Regions from separate parts of the Homo sapiens genome. Here region 1 is linked to region 2. Evidence: chromatin contacts called from ENCODE Hi-C or POLR2A ChIA-PET data. All regions are on one chromosome and are shown on one strand. Each heading gives the region's core, a stretch centred on a gene start or an enhancer-like site at or near the end of the contact. The rest is flanking DNA. Distances are from core to core; before and after follow the strand shown. Region 1 has its middle 3.3 kb from the start of MIR4648. Region 2 has its middle 25 kb from the start of GRIFIN.

Region 1 (2,700 bases), core at 59-2,558, 79 kb before region 2:
CACGTGCGCGCCTGTGCGTGTGCCAACAGTGCAGCCACATCGGAGCGCGTGTGCTCCGAGTGTGATGGCCGCGTGGGCCGGTGCAGGGTGTGTGTGGGGATGGGGGTGTCTGATTGGTGCTGTGACCTGCGGCAGCACAGCCGCCTGCGTTGAGTGCCCACGGTGGGCTGGACATTGCACTAGGTGCTGACAGGACCGGCAGAGGTGGCCACTGCCCTCGTCCCCAGCCTGCACTCCTGGGCGAAGGCTGACGCTGAACAGGTACTTGTAAGAGTCGCCGAAGTGCGTGCCGGGAGGGTTCTGGGAAGAGGCAGCTGTGGGGCCTGAAGCCTAAATGTGGGGTGGGAGGCATCCAGGCTGCGGCTCCAGGCAGAGGGCACAGCCCGGCTGTGAGCCACCACGCCTGGCCCCAAGGGCCTTCCTGTGTGTCCAATTCTGGGCTCAGAAGCAGGGGGTCACCCTGCAGAATATCTAAGAAGGCTGAGGCTGTGTGGGCACATGGACCCAGCAGGGAACAAGACTTGCCCATTGTTCTGACAGACTCGAAGATGGATCTGGCCCTGGTCCCTGCTTTCCCTCTGACCCCAGGCCCACCCGGCAAGAATGGCTGAAGTCACATAGCAGCCTGGCCCTGGCCCCTCTGAGCCTGTGGAGAGCCCTAGTTGTCTGTGATTGGGGAGGGGGGATCAAGAGACCCAACTGCATTGCCTGCCCTCCTTCCCAGGCTTCCAGTCCTCCCAGTGGATCCCACCTCTGCACCTTTGCCCAGGCTGTGCTGAGACCTGGAAGGCCCCTTCTCTCCCTACTCCATCTTGACAAAGCCTTCCTGCTTCAGCTCAGAGGCACCTCTTCCAGGAAGTTGGCCCTGATGGCCCCAGTGGAAGGGAAGTTCCTTTCAACTGAGTGGGGAGGCGCCCCACCCTAGCAGCCCCTCCCAGACCCCAAGCAGCCTTGGGGCTCCCCAGGCACTCGCCTGGCAGAACGGAAGCAGGGGTGGCGGCTGAGGTCTGCCACCCTCGCTGAGCGCCCTGCAGCCCCTGTGGTTGCAGTTTTACTTGTTTTGAAAGCCCCATTAATGATCAGAAGTTTGGGAAAGGGGGCCTGGCTGGGCTAGACTGGGGGGACATGGAGCCCCAGGGACCAGCCAGGCCCCTTTCTGACCAGACCTCTAATCTGATGTGATGGCACCACTGGTGGGTGGGACACAGCTGTCCCCAGAATGTACCTGGGGGAGGAATGACTTCACCTCCCCTGCCGGGTGAGTCACCTTCTGGGGGGTGGGGGGGCGGTGGATGGAAGAGGTCAGGCTGCCTCATTCCCCTAAGACACTGCTGGGCCTGCTTCCCCTTTTGAGGGCAGAGAAACGTCCCTCCCTCAGCTTGGAAGAGGAAGGGGCCAGATGCGCTGTCCTGTGCACCTTCCAAAACACCCCCTGACCTCCAGCACCCGGGGACTGCATTTACCTTTGTTCCCATTTGTCAGATGGAGAGGTCGAGGCCTCGGGAGGAGCCGGGCTTCCTCCCCACCCCACTTCTTGCTCCTCTGCTCTCCCCGATGCCCACTTAGCCCCCACTCCCACCCCGCTCCACACACAGGGACATATGAACATTAATGGGGACTCCCCAAGCCCTGGCAGGGCCCCCACAGCTGTATCCATGGGTCTGTCCGACCCCTGGGTCCAGCCACACCTCTGCCCCCGGGGCCCCACCAGCTCTGTGGGGAGGCGATGCCAGCTGCAGGCGGGGACAGCGTCGGGGCCAGGGCAGAAGGCCCCAAGCCTCTGAGTCAGCCGGGCAGGAAGGAGGCCAGCAGCCTCTGCCCGCAGCCTGTTCCGTCACGACCCCCCCGCCCCACCCCAGAGTCTCAGCTTCCTCGTTCAGAAGAGGGGCCTATGCCGTCCTATGAGAAGTGGGTGGGCACATGGTGGGTGCTCAGGGAGGACCACAGCCACCCAGACGGGGGTCAGGCCACGTGACGGTGAGGGCCCTCCATCCTCCCGCCATCCCCATCACTGTCCACACCCCCCAGGCAGCTGCTCTGCTGACTCAGGACCGTCCAAGGCCAAGGTGGGGTCACAGCCCTGCCAGCCGCCCCCAAGGCCAGGGTAGCCCCCAGCCAGGCTTAGAGTAAGGGGGTCTCTGCAGGCCCATTCAGCACGTCAGCACTCTTCTGGAGGGGGCAGCGACGGGGGAGGGCAAGGCACCCCCCCATAGAGAGGCACTTTTCACAGTGTGTCGTCTCCTTGGAGCAGAGTGGGGGGTGCAGAGGCACCAGGAGGGGGACCTGGAGCCCTGGGGTCGGGGGAAGCAGGGTCAGGCCAGAGCAGGAACTTGCAAGGGGCGCGGCCAGGGCAGTGCCAGGCCAAGGGTGTAAGCCCCAGGGAAGGGGTGGGGGCTCATGGTGAAGAGGAAGTGAGCCGCCCCGGGGCTGCCAGGAGGGTGAGGGGAGGGAATCCCCGCAGAGGCTGCAGCACCCGTCCCCTACTCAGTCACCCTCAAAGGCTGGATTTGAGGAAGGAAAAGCACCGCAGAGCTGCTGTATTTAAAAAACAAGCGTCTGGATCTCTGCAGGGGCTGGGACCAGCTGCAGTGGGGGCTCCGGCACTGCTCCTGCTCTCCAGGACTCTTCCCACCACCCCTGAGCGGGGTCGGGGCCTGGGGCCACATCACAGGAGAGGGAGGTGCAGCATTACCAGCTGTG
Region 2 (2,700 bases), core at 66-2,565:
CAGTGGTGCGATCACAGCTCACTGCATCACTACACTCCAGCCTGGGCAACAGAGCAAGACCCTGACAAAGGGACGAGGAGGGGAGGGGAGAGGGAGGGGATGGGGGAGGGGAGGGAGGGAGTGGGGAGGGGGAGAGAAAGGAAGGAAGGAAGAAGGGGGGAAGGGAGGGAGGGAAGGGAGGGAGGAAGGAAGGAAAGAAGAAGGAAAAGAAAGAAGGAAAGAAAAAGGAAGGAAAGGGGAGGGGAGGAGAGGGGAGGGGAGGGGAGGGGAGGGGAGGGGAGGGGAGGGGAGGGGAGGGCAGGGCAGGGCAGGGCAGGGCAGGGCAGGGCAGGGCAGGGCAGGGCCGGGCAGGGGAAACTGGGGAGCCCCCGTGAGGCCGGCCCAGGGCCGGGCAGGGGAAACTGGGGAGCCCCCGTGAGGCCGGCCCCAGCTCTTCACAGCCCTGGGACTGGGTTTTCCGGCTCAGCTGTGTCATTTGCTGAGTGGCCGCTGCTTCCAGCTTCTGACCTGCGGTTGCTGCCTCCTTCCCCCGACAAGTCCTTGTGCCCCCAGAGCCACTGACTGGTGGGAAGAGATGCCACGTTCCTGCCCTTGGGGCCACCTCAGCCCACTGGACTGTGTGTGCTCGGCCACCTGTGGGGGAGGGGCTCAAAGAGTGGCCTCAGCCAGCGTGGTCCTGGCAGCGCGTCTTGGGGCTTCAGGCCTGGGGAGTCGGAGCCACTCAGCTCCTTGAGTCCCCCAGAGGGGCCCAGAGCAGTGACCCAACAGCAAGTGAGTGGTGGAGTCAGTGTGAACTTGGTTCAAACTGGAAACAGGTCGCCCTCACGGACAGTGTTTGGTGGGAGGAAGACAGCTCTGGCCAGCATGGCCAGCATGGTGCTGAGGGCGCTGTGGGGCCCAGCAGACAGGAATCACGAGGGCGTCAGAGCCTGGGTGACCAGGCCCAGCCCTGCCACGGTGCCCCCAGATCACCCAGTGCCCTCCTGGTCCAGCCGCCCAGGGGGCTGAGCAGCCACTTCCTGTGCCCCCCACGGCCTGTCCAGAACCGGGACTGTACAGCCACCCACACAGGGACCGTGTCTCAGAGGCCCGGGAGGGTGGCCTCAGGGCTGGAGGGATGCTCACTCGGGTGGCCTCAGGGCTTTCGGACCCACGGGGGACATTGCATTACCAGGTTCACATGCGCTTTGGCCGGCCACCCCATGCCCTGCGTGCAGCCGCGTTTAGCCAAGGGTGCGCCGCAGGTCGCGTTCCTGAGCCGTGGCTGCCCCCTGGTGGAAGATGCCCAGGGCCCGGCCTGCCCAGCTCCATGCAGCCCCTCCAGGAGCCCTGTGCCAGGCTGCAGGCCCAGGACTCAGAGGTGGATCCACCCGAGGGAGCTCCTCTAAATGGCCCGGCTCACACCTTCCTCGGGCAGGCACAGGTCTCACTGGTTGGGGGGAATAGTTGCGTCAGCCATTCCTGGGGCAGTGGAAGGTCTGGGGGCCACTCCCAGGGCTGCGGGACAGGCTCAGCATTGTGGCCAGAATCAAAGAGGCCCGGAAGCACCCTGCCCGGGACAGAGAGCCAAGATCCTGGAACAGGGCCAGGCGCAGTGGCTCACACCTGCAATCCTACCACTTTGGGAGGCTGAGGCAGGCAGATCACCTGAGATCAGGAGTTCGATACCAGCCTGGCCAACATGGCGAAACCCCATCTCTACTAAAAATACAAAACAGCTGGGCATGGTGGCAGGCGCCTGTAATCCCAGCTACTCAAGAGACTGAGGCAGGAGAATCGCTTGAACCCGGGAGGTGGATGTTGCAGTGAGCCGAGATCGTGCCACTGCACCTCAGCCTGGGTGACAGGGCGAGAGTCTGTCCCCCCAAAGAAAAAACCCACAAGGGGCTGAGCTGCCACCCCTGCGGGGGTCCAGGAGATGCCAGGCCAGGCTGGGGGAAGCTGAGAGCAGCCCACCTCCCCCAAGCCCTGCAGGCTTGGGCTCAGCACCGTGTGGACCTGACGGGAGTTTCCCATGATTCTGGGCTCAAAATGCTGGGTGCCTGGGAGAGGGTGGGGGGCGGTGGGACATACCAGCTTGGATGAGAGCCCTGGGCCCCAGGCGTGCACCTGTGTCCTGCTACAAAGACGGGCAGTGGGGCGGAAGCAGCCACGGGCTGAGACACTGGATGTGTGCAAGTGTGTACGTAGGTGCCTGTGTGCTGTGTATATCAGTGAGGGTGAAATGGGTATTTTCTTCCTGTTCCCCAGGGAGTGGGGGGCCCCGAGGAAATTCGGGTCATGCCGGAGATGAAGAAGCTACACTGTCACGGACGTCCGGGTGGGTCGCGTGTCTGAGACCCCACACAGGAAGGAGCTGGAAGCCTTGGGTGAGGAGGCTACAGCTCCAGGAGCTCCTGCCTGTGCCTGCCTGCCTGGAACGCTCAGAGGCATCCCCCAGCCCTGCAGGGGCCCCTTCCACTGTCCCTCCTCAGCTGGCACCCTTGTGGGAAGGTGTGGAGAGCTGCCACCTCGGCCCCAGGGAGGGAATTCTTTACGCTTTTTTTTTTTTTTCCAGATGGCGTCTCACTCTGTCGCCCAGGCTGGAGTGCAATGGCGCAATCTCGGCTCACGGCAACCTCCAACTCTCGGGTTCAAGCGATTTTCCTGCCTCAGCCTCTTGAGTAGCTGGGATTACGGGCATGTGCCACCACACCCAGC

The links. Hi-C counts contacts between places; a loop is a spot of excess contacts on that map. ChIA-PET counts read pairs that join two places held with the same protein, here RNA polymerase II (POLR2A). Pooled maps may share reads with other maps.
Region 1: a pooled map shows a loop between it and region 2 (2.7-fold over the local background). The contact joins two enhancer-like sites. A Hi-C loop is called at or near these places in 5 of 50 pooled maps. POLR2A ChIA-PET finds 5 or more read pairs at or near these places in 9 of 52 experiments (B cell, GM12878, K562 and 5 more).

What each region holds. Positions count from the first base shown.
Region 1 is chr7:2,528,984-2,531,683 of GRCh38, reverse strand. It overlaps a transcript of LFNG not described here. Among named protein-coding and RNA genes, the nearest start is that of MIR4648, 3.3 kb to the right of the region's middle. RefSeq lists enhancers at 1-391, 786-935, 1,367-2,340, 2,341-2,700 and silencers at 1,656-1,755, 2,276-2,335. Within about 2 kb of position 1,308, at least 23 of the 41 ENCODE cell types and tissues checked have a DNase peak (open chromatin) inside an H3K27ac peak, as active enhancers do.
Region 2 is chr7:2,450,151-2,452,850 of GRCh38, reverse strand. No RefSeq gene overlaps it. Among named protein-coding and RNA genes, the nearest start is that of GRIFIN, 25 kb to the left of the region's middle. RefSeq lists a silencer at 298-377 and enhancers at 306-959, 960-1,615. Within about 2 kb of position 1,315, at least 7 of the 41 ENCODE cell types and tissues checked have a DNase peak (open chromatin) inside an H3K27ac peak, as active enhancers do.